2 separate regions of the Homo sapiens genome follow, and region 2 is linked to region 1. Evidence: read pairs that join two places in POLR2A ChIA-PET (ENCODE). Cell type or tissue: GM12878. All regions are shown on one strand. Links, peaks and the distances in the headings refer to the core of each region. The heading gives the core; the rest is flanking DNA.

What was found. ChIA-PET counts read pairs that join two places held together with the same protein. Peaks named below come from ENCODE experiments on the same cell type or tissue, not always from the same donor. Only the 100,000 strongest peaks of a DNase experiment are listed, where the experiment ranks them.
Region 2: POLR2A ChIA-PET joins it to region 1 with 11 read pairs; 2 of 35 experiments call an interaction of 5 or more read pairs at or near these places.

Annotation. Positions count from the first base shown.
Region 1 is chr2:122,730,521-122,747,063 of GRCh38, forward strand. No RefSeq gene overlaps it. Among named protein-coding and RNA genes, the nearest start is that of LINC01826, 330 kb to the right of the region's middle. In GM12878, for the core only: CTCF peaks have their summits at 7,408 and 11,058; DNase peaks (open chromatin) are centred at 7,371 and 9,709; H3K27ac peaks cover 319 bases.
Region 2 is chr2:122,658,769-122,675,311 of GRCh38, forward strand. It overlaps LOC107985943 (a long non-coding RNA gene), which reads left to right and starts at 449. Exons shown (of 2, transcript XR_001739690.2): 1 at 449-4,131; 2 at 4,212-6,277. RefSeq lists an enhancer at 2,427-3,085. In GM12878, for the core only: no CTCF peak of the experiment used is centred there; no DNase peak of the experiment used is centred there.

The DNA.
Region 1 (16,543 bases), core at 6,806-11,805:
CAACACTTTGGGAGGCCAAGGTGGGTGAATCACTTGAGTCCAGGAGTTTGAGACCAGCTTGGGCAACATGGCGAAACCCCACCTCTACGAAAAATAAAAAAAATTAGCTGAGTGTGGTGGTCCAAGTCTGAGCTACTGAGGAGGCTGAAGTAGGAGGATTGCTTGAGCCTAGGAGGTAGAGGTTGAACAATGAGCCAAGATGATGGCACTGCACTCCAGCCTGAGTGAAAGAGACAGGCCCTGGTTTATTGATTTTTTTTTTTTTTTAAGAAAATGACCTTGATGTGGAAACATTTGGAATAACTTCACAAATATGTTCTTGGGTGTCTAATCCAAACCCGAGAATCAATAATGCTTATAAAATGGGAGAAATAGGGCGAAAATTTATTTTTCTTAAATTTTTCTTTCTCATTTCTCTGATTCAAACTTTTTGACCTACTTTTTTTTATGAATAAGAAGCAATTGATTTAAAATACCTTAATTTTATCTCATTTCTTAATTACAAGGAAAACATAGGCTGATTTGTCCATTTTTATTTAAAGTCATTCTCAGAAGGCTTTCTGTGCTTCACATTTAAGTCACTTTTTACCTGATAATATTATTTATGACTATGTTTTCTTCTATTGGGTTGTAAGTTTTATGAAAACTGCATTCTGGCTAATTTATTTAATGTATTTCCCACAGTGTCCAACTAAATGTGTGTTTGTACATAATAGATTCTTAGTATATTTGAGGGATAACAAATGGCAGTAAATTAACCTTTTCTTTTTCTACCGTTTTTTTCCATTTTTTTAAAAAAACATATGGGGCCTTAATGGGTTCCTCCCTTGTGTGTTTCTGTTCCTTTCACTCAAGCTCCCTCCTCTCCTCTATTAGAACCATTTTCAGGTATTTTTCCTCTCTTAGGGAACATGTAACATTCAATGGTTAAGATTTATGGAAATGTGCCCCCCAATATGGCTACATGCCCATTTTGTATGGTGTGAAGACCATAATTTTATAAGCTAGCCATTCCATTATTGGACTGCCAAAGCTATTAATATGTTCTTTCTAACACGTGAGCTGCATTTTTTTCCCCCATGAATCTAGCCATTGAATCCAGCTCTGCCCCTACTGAAACGGGGAAAGGGTATGGTCTCTCATCTACATGGCACTCTATGGTTGAAGAGCATGACCTGGGTTCCTCAGAGGCTCCTTTACTGGGCTAGGTGGCCCTGGGTTCTCACATAGCCCAGTTTTCTGGACCTTGCACTGTGATGGCTGTTCATGACCACACTGTTGGTTAGCCATGGTGCTCCCAAGACAGGGCACAGTGCTCCTGATTTAACTAGCCGCAAACAGAAGACAGGGGGGCTTTGCCATTTTAGAGATTATAATCCTATCATAATCATCTAAGTGCTTTGGCTTTATTTCAGCAAGTGTGGCCATTGCTCTGTTATGCAGATCTTATGCCTCTTTGTCCTGTTTCTTGATGTCCATTTATATTCTGAGTGTGTGTTCTCCAGCCCTGCAAGCTTGTGCTGCTGACTTCATAGGTAAGAATTCCATATTTTGTTTTTTTAACCCATTTGTTTTCACCCAGGTTATGCTTTATAAACATTAATTGATAATAAAACTTGAAAGTTAATTTTCTCTCTCTACGAATTTCCCCCACCCTAGCACTCCTGAATCATTGTGGCATCAGAACAGAGCTGGCATGGTTTCTATGGCACAGAAAACACTGTGGGAAAAGGGTCTATGCAAGACTTCGGGATGGACACTGCAGAAGTTAGGGAACCAAAAGACCACATGTTAAAACTTGCTCACAAAATATCACCACTTGGCAGTCAGAGAGAAGGGCCAATGCCAGTCTGAGGCACCGACTTGAGGTATAGCTTTATGTTAGCACAAAATTAATGCTGATTAACTTTATATTATAATTAATTCTTCAGTACATTATCTACTCTAATCTTCTCAACCACTTAGTAAGAAAATTTTGTTTATTTTCCCTATTCTACATTTCAGGAAAATAAGTATTGGAAAACTACGTACTTCCCCAAAGGATACTCTCAAGTTTTGGCAAAAAAGACGTCTTTCTTCTTTGCCCCATTGTCCTGTCTCTGTCCTTAGGGAAAGAAACATGAAGAAATGCTCCCTGGCCTTTTAACTGTTCTTGTGGTCACAGCTCCCAAAGAGAGTAAGGACTCCTAATCTGTGTGGACAGAGCCTAAATTTCTGGGTGATGTTTCACTAGGCTGCAGAAAAAGCAGGTGCCCAACCTCCACGTTCACTTCCTGCGTGTGTCTCTCCCCAGGCTTCTTGCAGTTTTGGGCTCCATGAGAAAAGCCAGAATGGGGGCCCCATCTGTGCAGAGTGCAGCCAAATGGGCACTCTCTGCTCCAGATTCCAGACCTGCTGGGACAAGGTCTCTGACTAACATGTCCACTGGCCGTTTGTCTAGGAAACAGTTTGTGTATCTACTAGGTTGGTGCAAAAGTAACTGCAGTTTTTGCCATTTAAAGTAATGGCAAAACCATTATGTAGTAATGGCATTACTTTAAATGGCAAAAACCGCAATCACTTTTGCACCAACTTATAGCTCTTCTAGATTCAAGGGTGACAAGTAGAATGCTTTACATTGATTCCTGAACCTTAGCCTTGAGTACTGATGGGAAGAGATCTGCTCCAGATGGCCATGGTGTTGTAATCAAGGTCTGGCCCAAGTACTAAGAGAAAGTAGGGTTTTGTTTTTGTTTTTGTTTTTGTTTTTGTTTGTATTTTCCAGTTTCTCTTTGGCTGTTGTGCTCATGTCCAGGCATAGGTAATGTCTGAGCGAGTACAATTTCCTCTCTGTAAAACTGTAAAGGAGTGAGTAGTAGGTTTCTTGTCCCAAAGCCACTGCCTTATATTCTTAACATTAACCTTATACTCCAGGTGCCAGCCTGTCCCAGGTATAGAGGCATGGGGCTTAGTTGATTCATGCAGGAAGAAATCCTAGGTAGTTTCTTGGAAATCTTCTTAGCTTTAATTAATCCAGGGAAAATCTCCATGGATACTAAGGACTTTTCTTATCCTCTGTCTTAGGACACACATGTGTGGCTTAAGTTCTGTCTAGTTTCCCCTACTGGGGATTTTTTTTTCAACTATCATAGGCATTAAGTCGGAAAGGACCCCTGATACACATACTGATTAATAAGAGAATAACAGACATTCATTAGCATATTATTTCATATATATGGGAGACACCCAGAGAATGAGTAGTTCTCAAAGAGGTGGCTTTGAATGTCAGCTTATAGAGCATCTTCGACAAAGTGTTCTTTGTTGGTGAGGAGTAAATTTATAGAGAAGTGACAAGAAAAAGGAAAGGGACCTGGAGTTTCCAGCCAGGGTAACTTGTGGGAAGGCAAATAACTGATAGATAAAGTCTGGTTAGCAAATGTTGTCAACAAAGATTCCTCTCCAGATGGTAAGAATCTAAAGCTGTCTTCAGTAGTTAACCTTTGTTCTCCCCAAGGGAGGTCAGGATACCCTTTACCTTTGTAAATCTGTGTCTTGTTTTTAGGCAAACACAGGGAGGGCAGAGAGTTTCTTGTATCTGCTTCAACTTGCCTTCAGCTCAACCCTTCATATTTCAGGGAGGTATATTCGGCTGCCCCTCTGCCATACTCCAGCATTCCTCTGCTTTTCTCTCCAATGTACTGCGCCTTTCTTTTCCATCCTATCCTCACATTTTGATGTAGTGTGTGTTGCCCCAGGCCAGGTAGCAGAAACATCCCCTGTGCAATCTCTCCTTACTCTCGTCAAGCTACACAAGCTTCCCTCTGTGAAATGACCCTCTCCTCCTGCATTTTATTTCATGTTGCACTTTCTGCTGGGCAGAAACCAATTTTGAGCCTGCTCCTGAGAGCTGGGTGAAGCCCTCCCTAACACTATGGGTGCATCCCAGTTCCATGGGTGCCCATGAGCTTGTGATACTGTATTCTGTTTATTGGTTTACCTCTGTCTCTACAGCATTACACTAGGAGTTTCTTAATTATTCCACCCTTTATTCATTCAATATATATTGTGTTGAGCATGCCCCATGTGCTAAGAGCCATGGCAAGGTCCCAGAGTAAAAAGGATCAAAACAAACAAAAGAATAAAACATGGTTACTGCCCTCAAGTAATTCACAATGTAATGGAAAATCCAGATTAGTGGACACACACACTGCGGCGATGGTTCAAGAGTCAGCTAATGTCTGTGAATCCCTGGAAGAGATGCGGTTTATCTGGATGAGAAGTGAGGAGACTCAGACTCTAGCAGATCACTTTACCTGGTGCCCTGAAAGGTTAGCAGTTACTCTCCAGAGGCAGCAGGCCAGGGATAGAAAGGGGTGGGGGGTAGGAACAGGAACCACGCACACACTGAGGAATGAGGCTGAAATAGCAGTGCAATGTCTTTGTGGCTGGTCAAAGCACAGGAAATTGGAAGCAATTCAGTGTGGTGGGAGAAGAGAGTATGGGGGGAGGGGCTGGGAGTTGAGGACATGTGGATTGGAGACAGAGGCTCAATTCAGCTATTCGTCTTTGCATCTACTCTATCACTCCACAAGGCATAGGCTCTCTTTTCTCAGTCTCTCTCTCTCTCTTTTTCTCTTTCTCTCAGCCGTTATTTTCTAATGAGCAAATGAATGAAGAATGAAGTAGACATTCCAAGGCTGCCTCCAAATGCCTCTTAGTAACATAAATATGTATGGATGATGGCTGTTGAAATCACCAGGAAAAAATATGAACATTACTGTTTAAGTCTCATTATTCCTTAAGTGCCTGTGTGTGTTTGCTTAATTACTTTGAATGGAAGCATATTTTAACATTGCTATGACATCTCCTACGGAATAAATGAGCTAAGAAAGAGACTTAAGCTGTAGACCACAAATGGCCCTTATATCATGTGAAGTTATTAATACCTGCCCTTGTTCATTGATTATTTAAGTAATTTATTTCCATTTGGGACATTTTACCTCAGGTATTCTAGTCTGTGCTAAAAGCTGCAGGAAAGTGCACCTGTCCGGCCTGCTTGGTGTGATGCACCGTTCTTGCACATATCTGTCCCAAGCTCTGGGGTCACTGGCACCCATTAGGTTCTAGAAAAACTGTAGGAAGGAGCCCAGTGAGCCTGGGAATAGGCCAGTGGGGAAGTACGAAGAATGAGAAGCACAGGGGAGAATTAGGGACGCACTGGAGAGTTTCTGCCACTGAATTGGACAAAATATTTGAGTTGTGTCAGAAAATCAAAATTGAACAAAAAATTTTGAGAGGCACTTACTCTGTTTTTACCCCTGGGCTAAACAAAGACATGTTTAGATATAAGAATATATTATAGGTAGATAGATAGACAGTCCCTGGCATTGTGGAACTTAGGGTTTACTTAAAGATAATTACTTCAGGCAGTATTGGAAATCATAGTGGTCAATGAAGATAGTAGATCTTTACTATGTGTTTTATCAAACTGCTCTTATTCATTCATTTCATAACATCGTAATAGCTCTCACGGAAAACAAATTTAGTGGGAATAAAATTGTTAGATAGTTAGGCAGACATGAGCAGGGCAGGAGAGGTGCCTTCCAACCCAGGAATGTCAAGTGACCATCAGGTGATGGTCAGGCAGTTGTTAAACTGTCTCTCTAAAATAAAAATTGGTCACAGCCAGTGCTAAGGAAAGTCTGTCTCCCAAAAGATAGAAAGTACTTGAAGTTGGTGATCTGCTGCTTCCTGATAAGATCTCAGGAGTTGGGCAAGTGTGTTCAGACATGTGCACTAAGAGGCAAAATGGCAGTTTAACTGGTATATGACCTTCCTCTAGGAACACTTGGCTGGTAAAGGAAGAACGCCTCAAGTGAGCATGCCCACAACATCAGTAAACCACTGGGCATGCGGCCCCTCCCACATGCTGGCAGGCCACTGAACATGAGGATAGCCCCTCCCAAGGAAAAATCAAGGGAGGAGAAATGCAAACACTGGAACCAAGCCAATGTGTAAAACCACAAGTCAAGGGCCAAACAGCACACTTAGATCTCTTAAATGTCCACTTGGCCCCCTTCCAAGTATACTTCCTTTCGTTCCTGTCTAAAACTTGCCTCAGTCTCTCTCTCTGCCCTATGCCTCTCACCTGAAATCTTTCCTCCAAGGAGGGAAGAATCAAGTTGCTGCAGATCCGCCAGATTTGCTGCTGCTAACACAATGAACTTTGTGAAGATGAGGGAGGAAAGAGATTTGAGAACTATGCTCTGATTTTTTTTATCTTGCCCAAATTCCTATTTAAGGGTCCTAGGGGGGTCATGCCCTACAAATCTTAAGTTCTCATCCTATGGGTTTTATTTAACTCTATATATTTTGACTTACTTTCCAACCTGACTCTGGCCATAAATTACAAGACAAGGAAGAAAAATAAAAATATTTTACCATGAAACATATTTCTTTGCCATATTTTGAAATGGCCCTGCAAAGCTGTTCTTTGTGGAGGAAAATGTTTCATCTGTAAAGAATCTCTATTAACATAGCTAGATCTTTTTCTTTCAGATGCTTCCAATCCTAAAGAAACCTCTTTAAGATTAACTAAGATTTGAATAGGAAACAATTTGCCATCTATTGTCTCTAAAGGCAGCCACAATAAGACTTCAAAAAACTTTGGCCTCCACAGTCTTTTATCTTACCCTGAACATTCCCTTTCTAAGGATCCCAGGTCTTTAGACAAACTCAACCAATTGTCAACCAGAAAATGTTTGAATTCACCTATAGCTGAGAAGCCTCCCCCAACTCCCCTACCCAGTTTTGAGTTGTCCTGCCTTTCTAGAACAAACAAATGTATTTTTTAAGGTATTTGATTTATATCTCATGCCTTTCTAAAATGTATAAACCAAGCTGCGCCCCGACAACCTTGGACACATGTTCTCAGGACCTCCTGAGGGCTGTGTCACGGACCATGGTCACTCATATTTTGCTCAGAATAAATCTCTTCAAATATTTTACAGAGTTCGACTCTTTTTGTTGACAGAATAACCTGAAGAATTGGACCACACTTAATGAGAAGCCGAATGTTTGGAAAGATTATCGATTTGTAGTTGACGTTTGTTTAATTCTAGGGCAGTATCCCACATAAAATAGAGAGAAGGATAATTTTCATGATTATCCTTAAGCTTAATAAGATCACACATGCAAAGTGATAGGAAAATTGTTGTTGTTATTTCAATCAATGTAGCTATTATACTTATGTCACTCAATAGAGAGAAACTGCATGCTTATGAAAGGTCATATAGTAGCTCATGGGAAGAACTTGAGCTGAAACCCAGTTCCTCTGACTCATATTCAAATTATCTTTCTAGGAAATCACACAATATACTCAGTTCTCTTTAAAAACACCAGAGTCCCCATCTTGTGCTCAGAATGTTCTCTTACACTCCCTTTGCTTCCTCTTTTCTACTAGGTGAAATAACAGCATCACTGGACGCAAGAAGGAAACCCTTACCCCAACCCCACTGAAATGATTTAGATGTCCAGGTAAAGTGTGGCCTCCCTAAAACGTGTTTCCCAAGGGTGACTGAAATAGCACCATTGAAAATTCAGCACTCTGGTTTCAGTGTTGACTTTTTCCTCTCTTTTCAAAGTTGTCTTTTGCTGTGAAACATAAATGCTGGTCACTTCATCAACACTTTATCATAAAGATTATTGAATTCATTCAAGTGACTGAGCCCTTAGGAATCCTTCCTGCCTTCAGGGAACACTCTGACATTTGGATAAATGTCTCACATTAAAGTAAGTAAATAAACCAGACACCATTTCACACTAGATCCTAGTGAGAAAAAGAAAGATTCCAATCAAAGGGACAAAATGGAAATGACCTCTCCCAACTTTTCATATGTGTAGATTCAGCTGGGGTAATCGAAACAATGGTTTTATCATCATGTTCCTTCCTTCCAGTTCAGGCCTGATAGGAATATCTAAAGACCTCTGTGGAATCATAGTAAAATGGGCAGATATTGGAGCATGGTAGTAATTATTGATTGAGAAAATATCAATGGCAAATATTACTTTAATAACCAGGTTAGTGAGTCAATCCTTGGGTTGAGACCATAAACCCAAATTCATCTTTGTTTAAATTATAGTATGGCATATTTGTATCATGTTGGAAAAGTCATTTACTTTGGTATAATACACAGATATATTTGGTCTTTGTTCTGAATTCCTGGCACCCAGTTCCTAGAACGCTTGGAATTTCCTGAGTGATAGAAATATCTTTTGTTATTCATAAGGAAGCTGTTTCCATCACACCTGAGTTTATGCTGATATGTGACTTCAGGTGGAGCCTTTAGATAGCCTCAGGATGGGAGTGGTCATCAGAAAGACCAAGTATTTAGGAGACTGGAACTTCTAGCCCTATATGGCCACTGACCTCCAGAAAATAGGGTGAGACAACTGGAGTTTATGCTCTATAAAAAGTCTTGAACAATGAGATTTGGAGACATTTTGGGGTTGGTGAACATGTCAATTTGTTCAGAGGTGGCACATCTAGAGAGGGCATGGGAGCTCTGTGTCACCCACTGTGTTATGCCTTGCCTTATGAATCTATTCCGTTTGGCTGTTTCTGAGTTATATCCTTTAAAATAAGCCAGTACATAGAACTGAAGAAGCAGGAGAGAATCATAGGAACCCCAGATCTATAGTCAGTTGGACAGAAGTATTAAGTGGCCTAGGACTGCAACTGGTGTTGGAAGTGGGGACAGTCCTATGGGATAGAGCCCTTTAATTTGTGGCATCTGATGCTCAGTCCAGGTAGATAGCATCAGAATTAAATTGAATTTTTGGTTACTCAGTTGGTGTCAGAGCACTGGGGAATTTGTTGTTGGTGTGAGAAAACACGTGATACCTTTCAGGGTTTCTCAGTTTATTTGTAAAATGGAAATACTAAAGTCTATTTCTTAGGTTGCTATGTGGATTTCATTAGATATCATAAATGAAGTGCCTTCTATTTTGTCTTTCATAGGGTAGTTTTTTTTTTTAGAAAAAGCTAGGTATTCTTAAAAGATTTTATATAAAACAGTTTTAGTTCCATATCTTATGAGAAATTTTTTATTGCCTAAATAGAGAGGCTCATAGCTCTGCCCCCATAGTTAGGATGTCTCAACCCTTGTCACTGACCTAAGATTCTCCAAGAATTCCAAAGACCCAGCTATACCAGGGAATACAGACCAGCAGCGATCTTTTGTTTGCACAACATTTTTTTGTAATTGAAATTATTTAAAAATGGGTCTATAGTAAGGAGATTCACATCGAAAGCTTTGATGATGTGCATCTTCTGAAAAACTAAAAGGTACTGCAGAGTAGTCTTCATAGTCACGATGCGCTGTGCTGAGGCTGCTGCTTAGAAAGGTGGGGCTTCTTCTCCCTGCTTACCCACGTGTCTGGCTGATCTCTCAGCTCAGCTGCAGGAGCTTGTTGGTCCTGAAGAGTGGTCTGTCTTTATTTGCTGATACTTAAACTTTCCTTCTTGAAAACTGAATCACTGCTATTTGGTGCACATTTTCACCCAGTCTGAGTGCCACCTTACATCTTTCATTCTGCATCTTGAGAATTCTGTTTTACAGTCAGAGGTGACAACTAGATCAGAGCATTGACTGCTCCCAATTTCGCTTTTACAAAAGAGAGCAAAGGAAGTGGTGATGTTAGGTTTGGGGGTGATGATAAAGTCAGAGAGGGGAACTCCCACTGAAGCCCACATTATGAAAAGAGCTGAACCAACTTGTACTCTTGATCTCCCCTTAAAAGCTGGTTTTGTACCTGAATGGAGAGAAGTGCAGATATTAGAGACCTGGCTGATGTCTGGTGCTTCATTGCCCTGAATAGACAGAAAAATGCAGACCCTTGGGAAGCAAAGTGCTTGACAGAGCTGAAAGTGAACAGCAGAGGCTGGGAGGAAGCAGGACCAAACAAATCCAGAAATCCTCCAAGGCTGTAGCCCTAGGCCCAGCAGGTGGTGGTCAGGACAAAGTAGGAGCATGTACAGTGTTGAGATCAGAGTCTTGGGAAAGCACCTGTTACAGGTCAGAGTGAAGGATGATCCCAGAAACAAGTCAGACAAGAGGCAGGTAAGTGAACAAAGTGATCACAAGTCAAGGGAAATGGTGAGTCCATAAGTTTGTCAGTAGCAATTTACTTTAACTACTTCATCTTAGGCCATATTGTGTACATGCGTATATTGGTTTCTTTCAATTGCATGTCAAGGAGATCTGCTCCTTTTTTTTTTTTTTTTTTTTTTGGTACATGTGTTGCTGAAGTGAACACAGATCTGCTAGCTTTTAATCAGAAAATCCACACTCCAGGGCTGGCTACTACAAGTTGTTTTGCTTTCTTGCTTACTAAATACTATCAGAAGCTATATTAATTAAGTATAAGGGTTGATAGATATTAGAAAGGTTGTTGATTAGCAATAATGAGCATTAGAAATGTGCTTACATTTTTGTGCATTTTTGATATTCAATGTGTGTGGATAAGGTAAAACATTTTGAAAACACTTTCTGCTTTTAAAGGAGCAGACATTAAAATCTAGTGTCTATTTCACCATATACCCTTAGCGATAACATGGAAGGTTCGATATGTAAATAATCTTGTGTTGTGCTGTTGCTTTAGAAGGTTATTGGTCACAGTATTCCAAGAGCTGATTTGCTGAAATACATAATGAGAATATTGTAACATTTGGTTTCAAAGAACTTTCCATGCAACACATTTTCAGAACCTCAAAACAGAATAGTGGGATTTTATTAAGGCTGCATGCTTACTTGTAAATTGTGTACATTTGTAGCATAATTCAGTCTTGGGCTTAATTTTATAATTTCCTGGAAGCTAAATAATGAAAGAGTGTTAATTCTCACCTGTCTTCAATTACTGGGCAGCACTGGTGAGATTCTCAAAAGAAATCTATTACCTGTGTGTGACTACAGTACTCAGGAACTGTATGGATAGAGAAGAACAAGAATGACCTGTGGATTAAAAAGACAGAACAGAGGTCCAAAGGGAGTGAGTGAGACGCCAGCAACAGGGACACCTTCTGGCTCAGTAAAAACACTTGTTCTGTGGTGGGGAATGGTTAGGGTTGCACTAGCTGTACCTTCTGTGGGGAATAGGCAACCTTGGGTATGGAAAATCACTGAGACAAGATTCAGGAGACCCAGTTCAGTGCTAGCCCTAATTGGTCATGTGAACTTGGGTAAGACCCTTATCCCCTCTAAGTCTTGGCTTCCTGATGGGTTAGATGAAGAGTTAAACAAAATATTCTTGGCTGGGGTAGCACAGTGTGGTGAAGGCAGTGAGATTTCGGGATCTTTAGTCTCTCTTACAATCTTAGGCTCACTCTGAATATCTAGGGCTTCTTGTGCAAGTTGTTTAATCCATTTAAGCTTTAATTTTTTTATCTATTAAATGCAGGCGATAACACCTATATCAAAAAGGCTATTTTTAGTATTAAGTAAAAGGTGACATGTGAAGTGTTTAAAAAACTGCTTAATAATGTTACCCCATTCCTCTCATCTTTCCCTTTACACTCACACATTCTACAATTCTATGAATTAAGGGGAAATGATTGATGGAAATTTGTGGCACAGGCAGAGATGGAATGGGGATGTTATTTCCTCAGTATTGGGCTTGAGTGATAGTAAACGATGAAGATAAAGTTCACTTTTGAAGTGGAATGGTTAAAGTACCATTGAGGGAATACATGTTTAACCTAATAAACTGGAGACCCATTTTGTAGTTGTATTCTACCCCATGGGAAGTGCAAGAGACACAGCACACCAAAAACTAGGAAAGCTCTACGATTACTAGTCGGGACTCTGGATCCAACTGGAAACATCACTGTGTGATGGATCAGAATTTGAAGCATGAGGAGAATCTGGGCTAGGCGAGCACAGAAATCATGCCTACACCACCAGTGGGAAGAGGAAACTCTGTCTCTCTGTATGTATATATGTTTGTGTGTATGTTTTTGTGTATGTATGTATATACATGCATATATATTATGTGTATATATAACATATATTTAGTAGATTTAAAAATTATGAAATTATGATAAAATTGTGGCTTCAGTCATCAACAATTCTTTGTTAAGTCATTAATGAATGACTTTTTTTTTTTTTTTTGAGACAGTCTCACTCTGTTGCCCAGGCTGGAGTGCAGTGGCATGATCTCGGCTCACTGGAATCTCTGCCTCCCGGGTTCAAGTGATTTTCCTGTCTCAGCCTCCCAGATAGCTGAGATTACAGGAGCCCACTACTATGCTCAGCTAATTTTTGTGTTTTTAGTAGAGATGGGGTTTCACCATGTTAGCCAGGCTGGCCTTGAACTCCTGACCTCAGATGATGCATCCGCCTCAGCCTCCCAAAGTGCTGGGATTACAGACGTGAGCCTTCGTACCTTGCCTGAACAAATTTTCTTTTATAAAAAATTGGGTTGCTCCATTCCTTATTTGACATTTTATTTTAAAAAGTGATTTATTTATAATTATAAACTTAAGCAATATAGAGGATGCAAGGAAAAAAAACTGAAAAAGCAGAAATGAATCCCAATCTAATGAAGGGGAATTAGTCACCGTTAGTATTTGATAAACATGTAGATGGACATGTGGATGCAGAGATAGACCTGGAGGCAGATTGGCAGAAAGATAGATAATTAACTAGAGGTGTCTGAAGATTGGAGTTGGGAGGGGTATCATGGACTTGTCCTGGAACAAGTCTCTTTAGGTGACTCACCCAGGGGATCAGTGTGTCTCACAATATTGTTCTTTAAGTCACTAGTTCTCTCTGTTAGGATCTTATGACATCTGCTTTCTTATTTTTCCTCTTCCCAATTTCATTTCCAACAGTTTCTTAGCCAGAAGGTAGGCTGATAATAAGACAATGACAAGTGAGAGTGCTTCCTCCTTCACCTCCACCTGTTTTGAAAAGGAGTCTTGTATGTGGACATTCCCCTCTTTTCCTTGGTACCCCTCACCCCTCCTTGCGGCATCACATGGCTATTTGAGCACCATGAACCTCCCTTTCAGGGAGATCTAAATCCTGCCTAAGGTCTGAGTTAAGACTGCCTGTCTTTCAGCCTCCTACCTCACTTGTCCTCAATATAACTGTATTTGGCAAATATTCTTCCAAGTGTGAAATTTGGAGTTGGGGCATATTCTTGTTAGTGATGAAGGTGGAACTTTCTTCTTGATATTTTCTTGCTGCTTTTATAGATTTTAGCAAGTTTTTTGGAATGAGACATCAAAAAAGAATGGCTTTATTCAATGTTCTTGAGCCAGAAATCTCCTACCTGTGAAGATTCTGGTACTCAGATTTAATACAATCAAGTGTCTCTTGAAATTTTATGTCTTAGCATGCCTTTTATTTTTATTTTTGGGTGTGCTATACCTTATTTCAGCACTACTAATAGAAAAAAAAACCAACTATATAGACAAGAATAATCAAGAAAAATACCTCAAGGGCCAATGTGAAAAGATTTTTAGTATTTTATAATTTATAACATTTTATAATTTAATTTTTCTAAGTAGTAAAATATATTTAAAATCTGTGTATTTTTAAGAGGAAGTTCCAAATGAAAGAAATATGAAACAAACAAAGTTAGACATGGGAAGGAAAATGATCACCCCATTGCTATGTTCATCATGTCTTATTCTCACTATTTTAGGAGTGTCAAGGTGGCGTTTAGGCACCGTGTGACTCCTTTACCGTGAATCACCCTCTGCAACCCCCAGGTGCAGGCTGCTAATTATTCTCTTCAAATTTTCTCCAGGAGTTCCCTGTTTCTCTGTCTTGGATATATATTTGGCTCTGCATGGTAGACCAGGAGCACCAGAACTGAGACATTAAAATCTTTTGAGTTAAATAGTATTAGGAGATTATTTTCACAGGCGCCTTTAAAAATAGATGTATCCAATTACTGTAATTCTAATTTTTCAAATGCTAGTCCTTTTGACAAGTTGCAGCTCTGTTTACCAGCTCTTGTAGGAGTCTCATGATTTCCCCCAAAAGAGCAGCATGAAGCTGAAATTGTAAGTTTATCAAAGCAAATTGCATGCATTTTCCAAAGGCAAATTGCAGACCAAAGCCATTTGTAGATGAATAGAAAACTACATGAAAGAGAACACTCTGCTGTGTTTGCCTACTCATAACTTCAACCCAAATTACCTTTTAAAACACTATTTGGAAATCTATAGAACTTCAAAAGGGCCCATTAATGGATGTGTTGAAAATAGAACCCAACTTCTTCAACTCCAAACACAGAGTTTCACTATTCAACAAGGAAGTTTCCCAGAATAAGGTTTAAGCTTAAGTTCCTGAAGTTCATAGGCTAAAAATATACAAAGTTTACGTTGTAGTTTCTCATCACTGTAAGACTCACCACATATTCAAAAGACCATTAGGAAGTCCTGAATGTATACTGTGTCCTACCCTGAAGAGGGCACAGTTTATTAAAACTATTATCATATATATCTAAACAAACTCTTTTACATAAAAAAGGTAAGTAAAAATATTATGTGGATTAAGGGATAGAGGGTTGAAAGGACTATTTCAACGGCTTTTAACAAACTCAGCAGATTCAAAACTTGAATTCAGGTCTCAACTTATCTTTCAAGAGGAAAATGCTGAAAGTGTACAGCGAGTGTAACTTCGGGTTTCTGTATAATATTTAATGAGATAAATGCCTCCCTCCCTGTAGTGTGGGTTACTCAGCATTTGCCTTGCATTTTTATTCTCCAGCTTATTCTCTTCTGTGTCCAGAAGGCTGATTTCCATAGGGGGCATCAACTGCATTCCCTCCCCAGTTTCAATTTTGCTAGTAAAAAGCATCAGAGGGAGATCAGAGGATGAAAAGTAGAAAGATTAGAGCATTTATTCCTCCCACCCCACCCCAGCTTGAGTTCAGGTCTGACAGTGTCTGCAGCACTGGCACTATGGCCCTGAGGGCCACCTTTTTCCATGTCCAGCTCTTAACTAAGCTCCAGTAACACCAATGCCTCCATTTGTTCCACCAGGCCTAGGAGTGGCAAAGGCTCTTCACCCTTGCTAGTCCCTAGGTGTCTACATATCCCTTGTAGGTTGTTACCTCTTACCACGCCTTGGTAAACACTCCCCTCATTAAGAAGCTTCTTTGAAAAATTCCAACTAACTGAGCATGCCATGTGTTTTAGGCTGGGGTCCTGACACATACAAATTTGTGTATCTAATTTTAAAAGCTTATTTCACCTCCTGCTCTTGCATGCAATTATAGCGCATAATCTTGTGGTTAGAGATAAGCAAACACGCTGAAACTAAAATGCAAATGCACCCTGGAATACTGTAACTTAAAAGCTGCCACCAAAATAATTCTACAGCAGACAAGTCCATCCTGCACTTAGGAGATGAGTCTACGTATGCACACAGGTGCTTTTCTTAGCAAGAACTTCTTCTTATGTGGGTAACTCTAGGCCTTCTCTCTGGTGTGGAGTCTCTGTCTTGTTTGGTGGTCCTGATCGTTTCACTTATCATACCTCCTGCTGAACCTTTCCAGGCAAGGCAGTGATTCAGGAAAGACCGCTGACAGTGTAGAAAGTACACGGTTTTGTTTCTGCTGGCCAGCTAGCGGGGAATCCTGGTATTCAGAAGGGGAATCAATTCTTTCTTTTTGATTTAGGGATATGTTTGGCAGTTATTAATTAACATGTGTGAGAGATCCTGAGAATTTCAAACATTTATTTTTTAAAGGAGTCTAAGTTTAAACTTAACTTCATTATATAAAACTTCCTTCTCCTTCCTCAACCTCACTTCTTTGAATTATTTTACTTTAGAAATGGCAAGTTTTCTCAAAGATTAATGCAAAGCTCATGTCAAAATAGAGCTCTCTCTCTCTCAATTTTATTTCTACTATTTTAACTATTTCATCTATTTATTTATTTTTTTATAGTTTTCGTGGTCCATTAGTTCCATGATTTAATTTACTATTTTACTTTAAAAGATTTTCCCTTGCCAGTCAAGTAGTATTCCATAGAATACATGAGAGAATACATTTTTGAAGAAAACTGGTAAACAACCAATTAAAACTCTTTATGGATTTTCTTCCACATATAAATTACTATTCTATACATGAAATAATAAAAATAAGCTTTGGAATGAAAGTATATAAAAATGTCAATAGAAATTCTAAGTATGGGGTAATCAGCCTTGAGGTAATTGATAGTTGCCTATACTTACATGATTTGTAATCTGTCAATCATTTATTCAACAAATATTTTCCACAGCTCCTATACACAAAGCATTTTAAGGGTAGTATTAAAAACAAAGTACTTTCCCTTCCCTAAAAATCTTTATAATTTATTTCAGAAGAAGAGAAAGGTACTTTTTTTTTGGCAGACGGGGACAGAGTCTCTCTGTGTTGTCTAGGCTGGAGTGCAGTGGTACAACCTCAGCTCACTGCAACCTCTGCCTCCCAGGTTCAAGCAATTCTCCTGCCTCAGCCTCCTGAGTAGCTCGCACTACAGGTGCCCACCACTACGCCTGGCTAATTT
Region 2 (16,543 bases), core at 5,310-10,309, 73 kb before region 1:
TGATAAAAACAAAATAATAAAAAATTACAGCAGAAAACATTCTTTGAAGGCTTATAATGTGTCAAGTTCTATTAAAAATGTTTTATATGCATATTTAAATTCATCCTCATAGCATCCCCAAGAGATAGAGGCTATTAGAACCATTTTACAGTTGGGCCAAATTCAGTCAGCTCAGAAGTGACAGTTCTGGGAATTTTCTTCTCCAGAGCCCAAGATTTTAAACATTGAGCATATTTCCTTCTAAAGCATATTGCCAAATACTATAGAAGGACCGTGAATTATACCTTGTGATTCAGGCTACCATCTTGAAACTAAATTATGAGTGAAAACATTTTGTTTGGTTACATTTTTTATATTTAAAATACATTTGAAAAGAATTTGGAATGTGTTAAAGTCAGAGTCATATATTGAGACCTCGTATCTGAATTGAATTACTTTAAACAAAGTGGAAAGAACTTTTTCCATCAATTTGAAAAGTAAAGTAAAAGACAGAAAGAAACAGAGAGATTAAATGTTTTTCCCTTATTTTGTATATTGTGGGCAGTGCCATTTATCTTAGCTATGTTAATAAACACTGGATTTTCAGAAGGTTTATGCTTCATCCTTGCTTTATGCTGTAATGTAGCCACACAGAATGTCTCTTTATGTTGACTGAAGTTAATATATGCATCTTACCTTTTAATATTGCATCAACTATAGTCATAGTGGTGGAAAATAATAATGCTCTGTGTTCTGCACTATGGTGGATGTTTTATAAACAGTATCTGCAATTATTACAAACTCCTATTAGAGAGCTATGTCTAACCTTATTTTACATGTAAGACATAGAAATTCGAAGTTCCCAGAATCAGTGAGTAGTAGATTTGAACTGAGTTTTAACACAACTCTAAAGCCCAAGCCTGGCCTCCTTCCGCTGCGCAATTCTCCTCCAGAGGGAAAGGCTAGCACCATCCCTAAGAGGGGCCGAAAGTCTTCTAAGGGCACCTGAACCATTGTGAAGAATTGTGTTAATAACCCAGTAATTCACACTTGTTCAAATTTTCAGACATTTCCTGGGATGCAGTCAAAACTTTTAGGAGTCTGAAGCCTGAGGCTGCCTGCTCTCTGCTGCTGATTATAGAGCTCTCTAGTTGATGAGTGGTGTCCTGGAGCTCCCTGGCCATACATACACAGTGCTCATGGGTCGACTGTATGGCACCAGCCTCTGCTGCTCTACCCTTTTCAGCCTTTTTTTCTGGAATGCATGCTGAGGTCCTCCTTGTGCCTTTGAAATTTTTATGAAGAGGGTGATTATTTTTGGTACAGCAAAATATGTAGAATTTGCACTTCTTAGGAATTAAACATCTCAATTTTTTTCCCCCAGAGAAAATAACTCTTGAGCAAGGGAACACTCATCTCACCGCTCAGACTTTGAGGTGGCCCTACATGTATACAAGTTTGGGGGAACATGAGAATTCCAATTAAATTCTGGGAAATCCAGACATATATTCAACAAGTATTTATTATGTGCCAGGCGTTATTTTGAGTGCTAGAAATATAATGGCAAATAAAACGAAAAGAACCCTGATCCTGATGGAGTGTGCGTCTAATGAGAAAAATATACAATAAGGACATAAGCAAATAAATTCATAATATAGCATCAGAGGCGATAAACAGTAGAAGGAAAAGTACGTCAGTGTAAGGCACAGAGAGCTCCCGGGGGCAGAGTGTTTTCATTAGGTGGTCAGAGAATATCTTGTTTTTTTGTGAGCAGCTTCAGCCAAAGTAAGTAATCAAGAATTATACTTGAAACGATTGGTTTCCAGATGTTAAGTATAACAAATATTAAAATTCCTCGGTCTAACACCCTACTCATCTTCCAGCTGCTTTAATTAGAGTAGTTTCTATTTGTTCTACAAATAGGGCTTCCTTGTAAAATTTTCTTTGGAGATGGGTTTCATATCTGAGAGCACTGCCTCAGACCAAATAAATATTAACACAGGAGGAAGCTGAGCGTCAAAGGGAAGCAGTAACTTGGCCAAGGATGCCAGTGCTCCCAGTGGCCAAGGGAAACCCAGGCTGCGGTCCTCTCTGTCCAAGCTCTGTCCTCGGCCCTCAGGTCCTGGCCTCCAGCACTGAGAGCAACACAGAGTGCCTGTGAGGCGGTCTAACTTCTGCTGACTGGTGAAGGTGGATCCCCCAGCCCCAGGAAAAGTCAACCAGCAGCTTGAACAGCGCTTCCCTCGCGGAGGCTCAGCACTCAGCTCATCCCCCGCCATCGGGCTGTAATTCAGGTGCCAGCGTTGCTCCTCCAGCAGGAACATAAGCCCAAACTTAACAAATTCCTAAAGCAGAACAAAGAAAGTGTCAGAGGGGAATGGGCACGGAGCCTGTGGACCGCACTAGAATCTTCTAATTCTTAGGAATGCAGATCGCCCTGTGTAAGGGGCCGCTCAGAGCGCCCGAGGAGCGCCGGTGGCCTCCCTTGGATGCTTCGCTATTCATCCCACCTTCTGGAAGAGGCTATTCTTTTGTGGCTGTCTTGGTGTTTGGCTGAGTTGTTATTGAATTCCTCCCTGACTTCTTTTTTTTTTCCTTCGGAAGACAGAAGAAAAGAAGCCGGCAGTGGAAGTCTTCTCTGGGAAGCCTCCTCCTCCTGCATCTGGCTGCTCCCTTTGGGGCAGCCTGGTCCGCCTCTCTGGGCGCCAGGTGCGTCTGCAGCGCTCTCCTGGAGGCCGGCTGCAGGTTCATTAGTGCTCACAATAGGCACGCAGCGCAGGGGAATATGTAAAGAAAGTGGAGGACATCGGAGTGGCATTCAAAGCGGCAGGCGGGAGTAGGAGTTTCCCTAGCTTTTCTTCCTTTGTTTCTAATCACCTTTTCTGTTTCTTCAGAGAGGATGCTAATAGAGTGAATACCTGGGCGTTCCAGGAGAAGAGTTAGTGGAGGTTTCAGAAAAGGAAATGCAATCTGGGACGAAAAATAGCTTTTCTTCCCCTTGGGGTGTGTGTGTGTAGTGTCTGAATGCTTTGCCACCGATGAGGCCGAGGACTAAAAGCAGGATAAAGGCTGTGATTGGCACAGAAGACCCCTGGTGAAATTTCTGGCTCAGGTACTAGCTTTCTGTGAGTCCTGTGCAATTCGGCACAGCCCTTGGGGCTTTGAGTCCTTTTTTTTTTTTTTTTTTTAATAAAATAAGAGACTTGGCTAATAGGATTTCTAGCCTACCACTCCTTTACAGTTTTAAGATATCATTTTAAAAAGTTACATTTCAAGACTGTAGTAAGGAGGTGACATTATATACTTAAACATAAAAATGTGGAGTGATTTGAAGAGCACTGAAATTATTCCACTCTTCAAAGTATATGCATTTATGTATACATACATGTACATACACGTGTACATAAACAAACATATACATATAGTCATTTTCAGATGCCTGAAATTCTGTCCTTAAAGACAGTTGTGAATCCCAGTTCTATTAGTATTTGACTGTGACCCTCTTAGTTTTGCCTACTGTCTGCAAGACTCAATTTTTCTTTTTTTCCTCATAATGGGAATAAATATTGTCTGTCTTCTAACTGTGTTATGATATTTAAATGAGGAAATGTGTTGAATGGTAGTTCTTCTTGTCTGAAAGATAAGAATACATGGGTGCCATCATCCAATCTCAAAGTCATTGGGTTTTGACAGAAATGGTATGATGGGTAATTATCCCATTTCTCCAAAGTCATTAGGAACCTGAAGTAATTTTTTTAAACTTGTTTTTCATGCACCTGTGTTGGCTAGATCACAGAGCCTGGGCCCATCCTCTTGAGGAAATATTATCTGCGTCAACCTTCCTCAATGCCTCCTGGATGACTTTACCACCATCTTGCAAATGTCTATTATTTGTTAGCTCTAGAAGACTCAGAGCAATGATTGCACCAATCTGAAGGTTATTTCTTCCATGCTGGTCTTCTGCCATTGGTGATATTACAGATGTTTGTCCAGAACATTACTGATGACAGCTACACACCTGGAAAATAAAGTTTCTTGTTTGTTCCTTCCAAATTAATTTTCTGAATGAACACCAGCAACTCAAAATGCATTCAGTTTCAGAATTCAAAGAACAGAAGAGCAAATTTGAGGGACACTCTGGCACAGTAGAGGGTATGTACAATCATTGAATGCAAAGTCTTTTACATTTTACCTTACACGTCAATCTCAGCTAATCAGGCTTTATTTTTCAGGAAAGTGCTGCAGAGCAGAGAAGCAATTCTCAACAAGACAAAGCTACTATAATAGCGACTTGTGGAGTCACGTTAAGAAGAAAATAGGCAGAGAAGTGGACTCTTGACGGGAGTCTCATCCATCATTTCCTCTCTGTGCAACCTCAGGCAGGGTACATAATCGATCTAACTTTTAGTTTTCTCTTATGTAATCTGGAGATAATAACATATATTTTATATAATTATTGTGAGTATTAAATACCAAAACCCCTTTATGTCACATGTTTAGCATAGTGTCTATATCACAGTATGTGCGTCATATGAAACTCAGTGCTTTGTACCCGCTGATTCCTGGTGAATGAAATACGGTCACACATCACAATGACTGTCTGCTGAAATGCCAAAATCCTGCCTGTAGTTCAGGAACCAGAGTAAAGGAAAATGAACCCTGTAGTGTTTTTACTTTTTCTCTCTTTTTAGAGAAAGATCATTTGCATGTGGCTCCACCTTAATAATTGCATTTGTAATGCTTTCATGTTGTCACATGGTCTAACCCCCAGGATCTTATCTTAATAAAAATTCAGTTAAACATGTGTTCAAATTGGCCAGATCAGCCAAATCTGGAACAGGGAAAGTTGTTTTCCTCCTAATGAACTGTCCCCTGGACACGGGCAGTGCCACAGAAGTTCAGGAATATTTATTGTCCATGGCATTTCCAGGAGTTACACTCTTTGTTGAACCCTTCCATCGTGCCAGGGGGAGGCTGGTGATTCATTAATTCACTGTGATGATTTGTCCTAATTATTCTAATTACTGCCTTGTCTCCTCAGACCAGCTGGTGCCTAAAGCAGAGGGAAAGTCACCAGTCATGAGGACTGCGGTGGTGGCTGCAGAATCCCGGGCACTGGATCTGTAGGATTCACTGTCACCACATCAAAAAAGCTTTGCTGCTGCTGCTGCTGCTGCTGCTGCTGCTGCTGTTGCTGCTGCTGCTGCTGTTGCTGCTGCTGCTGCTGCTGCTGCTGAGCCCAACTTATCCTTGGTGCTGCTCTGGCCTGAGTCCGGGTTCCCGGGGCCCTGCCATGCATGCATTCTCTCCTCTGCTCCTCTTGTACCTTTTCAGGGAGAGAAGAGCCCTGATACAGGTTGCTTTTCTGTCTTCCCAGCTTGCTGCCCCACCAATTCCAGACAGCATCTGCTGTGTGTTCTTTGTGCACCCATCCCTGTCTGAACGTATCTTAAACCCAGTCTGGTTTCTAACAACTGTCGATAATAAAAATATCTATTTCTTACTGCACACTATCAAGTGCCAAGATGGATGTTCATTGCCATATGTGCACTGTCTCTAAGTGCTACAGTTTGCAGTCTTAGTTCATATATTAAGGCTCTGCATGACCTAGAGACTAGTTTACATTGCCCAGCAAGGGAGTAACACATGGAACTGAATCCCAGATTGCTGCATCCCCAAAGTCGGGGGGCCCTTTATGCGTCTCTCTTTTCCCCTCCCACAAGCCTTCCTGGTCATCTACAGGACTCCTGCTGAAACCTTCCTTCGGTCTTTTATCCCTGAGCTCCTTTGCTGTGATAACATAGACTGTTCTGTCTGGCAGCCCTGGGCAGTCATCAGTGTTGGCTTTGCAGGTCAGCTTGGGGTCCCCAACCAGGATTCCTGAGGCCACAGAATCTTGCTGCAAACACAGCTAGTCTTGGAGAACTCATATCTGTGCCTTTCTGATGTGCTGTATCACCCCAGCCTGCCCTGTGTTTCTTTGGGATATTTTCACAGCTCATACTTCAGTGGTATTTGCCTCTTAAGTCACTTACCCCTTATTACTCTGAACAAAACTGGAATCCGAAAAAAACAAAAACAAAAACAAACAAACAAAAAACACTGGAACTGTGGCTCATCTCTCAGGGAATGAGCTGACACTTAGTAGAATCTATGACATGAGGGCTATGTTAGAGACCCTGAAATGAAGCTGGGTGAAAAATATCAAGGTGTTGTGAGTGACAAAGATGATATTCCAAAGATTCAACTGAGAAAGAGTCAGTGTATCTTATTATTAAAATTGCTTCTGTAAGAGTCATCATAAGCTTGACTTGTATTTCTTGACCAACTCTTATTTCTATTCATATCTCAGCTTAACTGTCATTTCTTCAAAGAGGCAGACATCCCAACTCTACAAACTGTAGGCCACCAGCTTCTGTCATTTTATAAGAACAGGTGAATCACTTCACACTTGAACTTATTTACTTATTTTCTTTTTCTTTTTTTTCTTTTCTTTTTTTTTTTTTTTTGAGACAGGGTCTGGGTCTGTCACCCAGGCTAAAGTGCAATGGCATGATCAGGCCTCACTGCAGCCTCGATCTCTCCGGCTCAAGTTATCTTCCCACCTCAGTCCCCCAAGTAGCTGGGATTGAGGGCATGTGACAACATGCCTGGCTTATTTATTTATTTATGGAGGCAAGATCTTGCTATATTGCCAGGGCTAGTCTGGAATTCCTGAGCTTAAGTGGTCCTCCTGCCTCAGCTTCCCAAAATGCTGGGATTACAGGAGTGAACTACTGTGCCTGGCCTTGAACTTATTTTCTTAATGCTTGCTTTCCCAAGTAGGCTGAAAGCTTTGGGAGGCTAAGAGGCAACATTTTGTAATTACCTGATATTCTTAGTGCCAAGAGAAGGCTGGCTCTGGGCAGGCCGTCTGCCCATGTGCTCGACAAGGCCTGTATTTATGTATCTGCAGGCAGGCCCCTCATTTGTAGGCGACTAGGTCTTCTTAGGGATTCCTGGCCATACTAGGAGGTCATCTGCAGGGACGCCTGCACTGATGGGGAGTCCTTGAGAGCCAGCTGACTACAGCTCTGGGATGATGAGGGTGGGAAAATTGTCCAGTTAGAAGAAATACTGAAAACCTCAATGGACAAACTGGAACTTCAGGAAGAATGGTGGTGGACAGAAAAAAGGAAAAAAAAAAGAGAAGAGTGAATGAACCAAAGTGAATGAGCCTCATTTCTAGATCTACAGACTTTTGATAACACCTGGCCTGTTTATATCACAAAGCTGCTAGGCTTTACAAAACAAATTCAAAACAAAAACAACAAAAAGCCATGAAGAGCTATCTACGTGCAAGAGGTTTTATATTTAGTTGTGCTTTATTTTACTAACCAAACTGAAGACTAGCTTGCTGGGTTCCATTTCACACTGCCAGCTCTTCACTGTGTGCATTCATGAGCCTGATGCTAATGAGACCTAGAGTGATCTCATAGGCAACTTGCAACGTTCAGGCTGGACAGGTAAGTGTGATGTGTTGTGTTCAAAAGGAACAGATGGTTTAAATTTAAATTCAAATTTTGAAGGAAACACAAAGACAAAGTGAAACTCTTTGAATGTTAGATAAAAATGTTGATATTTATTAATGATGATATCAGATTTAATGGAATTTGGTTGAACTATTAAACTGTCCACTAAGTAGAAATTAATGCCAGTTCTTTGATCTTTTTATATAATTACAGTAATAATTTAGACTTTTCTTGACTGCAACTCTGGGGAGATGTAATGATAGAAAAAACAAACCAAACTTCAGGGCATATTCAGCATGATGTCTGATAAATTAATGCTCTTGATCGTAATTTGAAAAGGAGCTCTTGCCCTGCAGGAAGCTGACCGGGAAACAGAAGCTTTATTAGTGCAGAGATGGCATTGACTACACCTACGGTTTATCTCCACTCTGCTCTGAAGCAGCAAAAGTAGTGAGACACGGACTGAAACAGGATGTTAGTTTTCTGAAGGAGCAGATACATTTAAGCCCAGCTTCATGCAGTGGAAAGGGCACAGGACTGGGGCTAAGGAAATGTGTGTTCTACTTAGAGTGACCAAGGAATCAGTCAAATTCTTTTTTGAGAGTTAAGGGGAATCATTTAATAATTATGTTGAGGTAATACGTGTGAACTAGAACGATCCTTGGCAAATCAGGACCCTAATTTGGCTCAAGACTAGTCACTTAATAATTCTCTCATCTCATGTGATTCTCTTAGCTTTCTCGGATCTCAGTTTCCTTATTTGTTGCAATTCTTGCCTGTAAACCCTTAAGAGTGCTAAGAGAATAAGGTAAGAGAACATATGATAATGAAAGGTTGGAAATAGGAAGGTGAAAATAGTCATTTGGTAGCATTGTTCTGATGAAGAGGGTAAAGCTAATTCTCCCATAAATTATTTGTGTTTCCCCTGTTGACCAGAAGAATGAAGAATAACTGAGACAAAAATTCTATTTATTTCATAGCATGATGTGGCCACACATTCTAAATGTTAAAGCCTTAGTTTTGGGTTAGGAGCTTACATTTTAGCACCAAGTTTCCCTGTTATTATTTTTCCTATAGGACTGTCAAGATTTAGGCAATATGGCCGCTTTAAAACATAAAAATTAACTTTACTCATCAAAAGCACAGATGACTACCAATCTCAAGCTTTTAGTCCAAATGAAAATTCAGTGTAAATACCTTTAGTACACAGAATTCCAGCTGAATGGGAAAAAAAACTGATTAACTCATATTGTATTATTTGGTGAGAAATTATTCTTTCTTTGGGGCTATTGCTGAGTACTAAGAAAAGAAAATGAATATCCAGGATCTGCTGCTACTCCCCAAAAAATATATTATTGTCTTCTTTCTTCTTGAATTTTCTAAGGGCCCCAGTGAGGGCTGGGCCCTTCCACATGCCGTGGTAGCTAAGCTTCAGAGCCAGTTGCCAGGGATCGGAGGCTCAGCAAGGCTCAGGAGAGTATCCAAGGTCAAACAGCTAACAAGGAAAGGAGCAAAGACTGAAGCAGGTGACAAATCCTCTATGCTCTCCTCTAATCCAGTCACTAACCCTACCTTTGGTAGGAATCTGGAAATAAGAGGAGAGATTAAGTACTTTTCAAATGGGTACAAAAGGGAAGTTTTCTGGGATTTTAGGATGGTGTGCATATATGCTGAAGTGTGCTTGAAAACAAAATAAAATGCAGGTGTGGAAGAATTTTTAAAAACCATTGTAACCAAGGGGTTGATTGACTAATATAATGTTAGCAATAATACTTGCCATCTGCAATTTTGCCATTCTCATAAGAATTGGTTTAGCTTAAAAACATTGAATAGCTAAGCATGTGTTTAAAAAACTCTACTTTAAAATAAAATAGATTTAATATGTTATTTGACTTCAGACAGGTCTTATGTGATGATTTGATATAGATCATCAATACTGAAATGAACCTATGTTTCATTTGAGAATATCTGGAAAAGAGAAGTGTGAATGTCAGATTTCAAATCAAATTATTTCTATTTTAAAATATAATCATCACAATACTTTTAAAGCTCAATGAGCTTATTTTATCCTACATATGCAAACCAGAGTAAGGTTAAGTATGCAACTTCATCTTGCCAACAGCTGTAAGGGTGACCATCACCTGGGAACTCCCAAAAACCCTAAAAGCACCTGGCTGGGCTCGCTTGCCTGAAGCAAAGATGCCCAGTGGGAGGATCTCGCTCCATGAAGAGGCACTGAGAGGGCCAGTGATGCTAGCAGACAGAGAAAAAGGCATTCTGCTGCAGGAAAAGGGCACTAGCCAAACCGGGTGTCCCACAGATCACTAGCACACTATCAAGTTGGTGGGACTGTAAACTAGTTCACTAGTTCAACCATTGTGGAAGTCAGTGCGGCGATTCCTCAGGGATCTAGAACTAGAAATACCATTTGACCTAGCCATCCCATTACTGGGTATATACCCAAAGGACTATAAATCATGCTGCTATAAAGACACATGCACACATATGTTTACTGCAGCTTTATTCACAATAGCAAAGACTTGGAACCAAGCCAAATGTCCAACAATGATAGACTGGATTAAGAAAATGTGGCACATATACACCATGGAATACTATGCAGCCATAAAAAATGATGAGTTCATGTCCTTTGTAGGGACATGGATGAAATTGGAAATCATCATTCTCAGTAAACTATTGCAAGAACAAAAAACCAAACACCGCATATTCTCACTCATAGGTGGGAATTGAACAATGAGATCACATGGACACAGGAAGGGGAATATCACACTCTGGGGACTGTGGTGGGGTGGGGGGAGGTGGGAGGGATAGCATTGGGAGATATACCTAATGCTAGATGACGAGTTAGTGGGGCAGCGCACCAGCATGGCACATGTATACATATGTAACAAACCTGCACATTGTGCACATGTACCCTAAAACTTAAAGTATAATAATTAAAAAAAAAAAAAAAAAAAAAGGAGAGCCTCGTCAACAAGATGGAGTGAAGGTAGACGGGTGCTTCAGTCCCTGTAAGACAAGGCAGGGACCGGCAGGGCTCACTGAGCACTTGCAATAAGTTATGCACAGAGACCTTCCCTATATTTTTTCATATATGTTTTACTGTAACCCGATTTAGTAGATACCCTTTTATAAATGATGAGTTCCTGGAATTCTTGGAATAAAGAGCGATTAGATTGCTTGCCCAAGATGACAGTTATAAGTGATGAAGACAAGATTTGACCTTCTGTAGTAGGATTTCTCTTTCTGAATTTTTAACCACTCACAAAAATAAGTGCTTTAAAACCTAGAGGATTTGAGGATTCTAATAGTTACTAGAGGAAAGAGATGAAGAAGAGGAAATAGGGCAAATTTTTTTAGTATTATATTCTAGGCCGATTAAAAAAATCTATTAGTGGACTTGATCATTTGTTACAAAATTTCCTGACTTTTTTCTAATGAAAACACAGAGACTCAGAAACATTAAACAAGATTTCAACATCACTCAGCTAAAACAAAGATGAAAGGAATTTTGCATCTGTGATTGCAGTCAGTATTCTCTCCACTATTATATGCTGTGGAGATATGACTCTCTGAGAAATAGTGAAACAGAAAATATTGGCCTCATATCTCTTCTTGAGTGGTACTGGCTGGTGCACCCACTTTCTTCCATTCTGCATTTTTGAATATTGAAAGGCACTGTGTTTCAACATTTCTCTAACTCTGCCCTCCTAAAATAAAAGCCTTTGAGTCTGCTCCTCACCTGACGGTCAAAATATATCTGTGTCATGCCATAGTCCCTCGGACTTTTACTAGGGGACTTATTGCCTAATGTTACAGACACATTTTATATGTGTTTAGTATGGTTTAATATAACGTGCTCCATCGGGGGAATTGGTTTTAAATTGTGTCTTTATGAGAGGAAATGATTTATTTATTCAACACTATTGGTTGAGGTGTCTCTCTGGACCAGGCACTGGGTACCTTACATGTTGGCATGTCTGACACCGTGGCATATTTAGTGTGGCATCTAGGGGTCATATTTTCTATTTTGGTTTTTTTTTTTTTTTTGAGACAGAGTCTCGCTCTGTCACCCAGGCTGGAGTGCAATGGTGAGATCTCGGCTCACTGCAACCTCCACCTCCCAGGTTCAAGCGATTCTCTTGCCTCAGCCTCCCAAGTGGCTGAGACTACAGGCACGTGCCACCATGTCTGGCTAATTTTTTGTATTTTAGTAGAGATGGGGTTTCACCGTGTTAACCAGGATGGTCTCAATGTTCTGACCTCATGATCTGCCCGCCTTGGCCTCCCAAAGTGCTGGGATTACAGGCGTGAGCCACCGCTCCTGGCCATATTTTCCATTTTAATATTAGGGAGTATATTAGAGACATAGCTGTTTCTCACATAGAATTATCTGTCCCTACTGCATAAGTTAACATACCAGTTAGGTTTCCCCAAAGCTCCCATCCTTGTTTCTCATTCCTGCTTTTAGAGATACTGGGGACAGGAGAAGTCTGGTCACCTCTCTACCACCAAGGAGCCAAATGTCAATTACACAAGTCCTCCGATTTATAGTTTCTCCATTAATAGAGTATGGCTAAGTGTTTATATTTCTGATTTCTTAGGTTTTTCATGAAGATCATCCAGGATTGTAGATGAAAAAGTACTATAAATACTGAAATGTACTTATCCTATGTAACATCATTATTTTATGTAATAAATCAAGGCCTCTGTTATGGTTTGATTGTGGTTTGTTCCTGCCAAAATTTATGTTGAAACTTGATCCCCAGTGTGGTAGTGTTAAGAGGTGGGGCCTGGTCTTGGGCATGCAACCCTCATGAATAGCTTAATGCCCTCTCAAGGGGTGAGTGCATTGTTGCTCTCATGAGAATGATTAGTTCTCCTGTGAGCAGGTTGCTAAAATGAGTCTGCCTTCCTAGGTTTCTCTCTCTTGACATATGATCTCTTTTCATACATCCCCCTACTTTTGTTTTTCCCATTAGTGGAAGCAGCCTGAGACCCTTGCCAGATGCAGCTGCCCAATCTTAGACTTTTAAGTCACCAGACTTATGAGCCAAATCAATCTCTTTTCTTTAAAAATTACCCAGCCTCAGGTAGTGTGTTATAGCAACACATAGACTAAGACATTCTCTAAGCCACATCCCTGAAAACTGTTTTAGAACCTGCATCTATATAAGGGCTTTTTAATATACTTGGTGTCAGAAACCCACCCTTTCCTCTAGAAAATATATGAAGAGAATAGATACCTTGTGGATGACTTCTCTCCCACTTAAACTTCAAACTGATCATAGTAATCAACTCCCTGCCCATTCCTCTTTCTTACATCTGGATTTTCAGTAATCAATAATAACAATCCAGTAATGGTGCAGCTGGTATGGCAGAAAAATTATTGCAGCAAAACATTCACAATGAGGCTAATGAGATCATGTGAGAGAGGGAAGAGGGTTGAATCGATGTTGAAACTAATTTTATTTCATTAGCACTAGATGTAAATTGCAGTATAATGGAATTAATCATTTAAAATGGATTGTTCACTTAGAAGTTACAAAAATACCAACATTCCATTTGGTGCTATCTTTTTCCTCTGATGAATCAATTTGGTTTTAAAGGATTTGTTTGTATTTAAAGTAAAGGGAACCAAGGGGTTTATACAGCAATTCTTGGGAACAGGAATGAGATAAGAAAAACAGCTAGAGCAGAAGGACATCAACAAACAACAAAAACAACAACAAACTGAGCAGATTATGAAAGGGCAGGAGATAATTTCTACCTGGAGTATGTGAACATGGCAAAATCAACTTAAAAAATAAGTCTTCTAAAGACTTAATCCATTCTGAGCCAACCTGAAAACAGTGATTCTTAATCCTTCATATACATCATAATCTCTTGGGAAACTTTTATTAGATAGCAATGCCTAGGCCTCATCCTAATTTAATTAAATCAGAATTGTTAAGAGCTAGTACTGCAGAACATATATAATGCCAACTTCCTATTTTTATTTTTTATTTATTTATTTATTGAGACGGAGTCTTGCTCTGTTGCCCAGGCTGGAGTGCAGTGGCTCCATCTCGGCTCACTGCAAGCTCCGGCTCCCGGGTTCACACCATTCTCCTGCCTCAGCCTCCCAAGTAGCTGGGACTACAGGCGCCCACCACCCGGCCTGGCTAATTTTTTTGTATTTTTAGTAGAGATGGGGTTTCACCATATTAGCCAGGATGGTCTCGATCTCCTGACCTTGTGATCCGCCCACCTCGGCTTCCCAAAGTGCTGGGATTACAGGCGTGAGCCATTGCGCCCAGCCAACTTTTTAACAATAAAAATCACGTGGGATTTGAACAAAAAGTATACTAATCAAAGGAATAAATATTTATATATCTCCTGAGCTGCATAAGGAATTATGGGATTAAAGTGGTACAAGATTCTCTTAAACAGGGCAATTACTAGCAGATTAGGGATATAAAAATATATGCATTAATTGTCCGTTGGTGGTGCAAATGTTATATACCAGAGATATTTAGAAGAAGGAGAAATGACTTTGGACCCAGGAGAACTAGGGAAATCTTAGAGTTAATAGGAGATGAAGCAGAATTTAAAGGACCATGTATCAGCAAACTATTGCTACACAGAAACTCATCTTAGTCTTAAAGACTTTCTAAACAAACATGCTTTAAAGAGTTTGCAGCCACCTCAAAGTTGGTCTCAGCTTGGGTTGAGTTGCTAATGATCATAAATTTTTGTGATGAACAATCTATTTCAGAAAGATGCTCACAAATTTCTGTGACAATTGTGACTCAAAGTCATTTCACAAATCTTACTACAAAGAGATCTAAACATTCTTTTCTCTGGCCAGGCACAGTAGCTCTTGCATAAATTCCATCTTTTGGGAGGCCGAGGCGGGCGAATCACTTGAGGCCAGGAATTCAAGACCAGCCTGGCCAATGTGGTGAAACCCCCATCTCTACTAAAAATACAAAAGTTAGCCGGGCGTGGTGACACGTGCCCAGCTATTGAGAAGCTGAGACATGAGAATCGCTTGAGCCTGGGAGGTGAAGGTTGCAGTGAGCCAAAATTGCACCACTGCACTCCAGCCTGGGTAACAGAAGCTAACTCTGTCTCAAATAAATAAATAAATAAAAACAATTTTTTATCAGCAGCCTTGACGACAGGATCATTAATGAAATAATTCTGAGGAACAGACTCGCTACATGCATAATTTTATAGAAAATGAAGCTGATTTAAAGTGTATAAATGATGCAGGGTGTGATCAATTTAAGACTTGAACCCAACATTCATGGCTCCAAATGCAGTGCTCATTTTCCTGTGCAATTACACATGGTTTTGGACAAAGGTCTTCGTGTTCTATTTTATTCATACAATAATTTCAATTTAATTAACCTCAATTTTAATAAGCAGTTATTCCCAAGACAGAAGCATTAAGAGAACCAACATTTTTTAAGAGCTCACTAGGTCTCAGACAATTACAAGTCATTATTTAATCTTAGATGTTGTGCCCTAAGTGCCTTGCTTGCTTCACCACTGCCATGGCCCTACCAGCAACAAGAACTTATCCAAGGTTTTGTAGACATTTGTACCCAAAGAGGGACAAACTGGAAGGCAGTACTTGATGTATGTTTTCATCTATCACTGTCAAAAACACGCGCCTGAAACTTCCATTTACATACCTGTCCCCACATCTCTCCTTCCCAGTCCCCACTGTGCTTCGTGCTCCTATTTTGATGATATTCAATCTGTTACGTTCTCTCCACCCCAGTCCCATGATTTCTTCACTTTTACCTCATTAGCGTCCAGACTTTACATGTGTCGTGGATAAAATACACTTTTTCTAAGTCTGTTGAGAAAATGATAAAAGTGGTATCTCAAACAGCCCAAGGAGACAGCCCAATGGGCGCTCGAGCCCTGGACAGGCATGTTGCAAACAACGTCCATCAGTAATCAGGACTGAGAGAGCATAAAGCCTCAGAGGTCAGAGGTCAATGGGAGGTTCCAGTTGGGTCAGAAATGAAAACTGCAGAGAATGCAGCAGATACATGGCACTGTTGAAAGAGAGGCCTAGAAGCAGAAGACAGGTGAGTTATATTTAGCTGGGGACCTGTGGGAGGTTGCAGGTGATGCTCAGTGGAGATATATGAATCATCCTACCTGTTACATAGGCCAGCTGGGATCAAAGGAAAGATTAGAGTGTGACAAATGGCTTTGTATCCATAGGAGTTTGGGTTGATAAGACATTAAGAGGATTTAACTTTAATAGCCTAAACTAGTTTTATAAACAGTGTTTCCAGATAAGACACAGAATGCCCATTTAATGCTGAATTTGAAATTAACAATGAATATTTTTAATACAAATATGCCCTAAATATAGCATGAGACATACTATACTAAAAAAAAACTGTATCTGAAATTTAAATCTAATTGGACATGCTATAATTTATTTGTTAAATACCCAACCCTGTGTATAGAGTTGGAAATCACCCTCTTTACTGATTATAGGACTGGATATTCCTGTCTAAATGCTAATAGTGAGGGTAGAGAGAAAGAAAACTTGGCCACATACTCTGACAATACTGGTATAATTGTAAATAATGTTAAACTCCGTTTGCTAGCAAGAATTAAGGGAGCTATGTCTGAAATGGCACTGTTTTGTCAGTGAATTCTGTTTACCTTTTTCTTCTGTCTGGAGTGTATTTGTGAAGAGTCCCTTATTATCAGTTATGTTTTATGAAAATCAGCACACTACCACAATGACATTTAAGCACAGAATCATTAGTCCATGTTTTTAATAAACACATCGATTAAGAAAAAAAAAACTTGGCCACATAAAAGTTATTTGAACTTCAGTTTTTTTCTCCGCAAAATGGGCATAATCTACCAACGCCTCCCGTAGTTGCAAGGGGATGTGCATGAGATAACGTTTAAAGTACTGAACACAGGCCTGGAAAGGTAGCAAGTATTCAATTGCTTTCAACCACTGCTCAAGTCAACCTTTTATGAAGGCGGGGAAGGCTGAGTGAATGGGT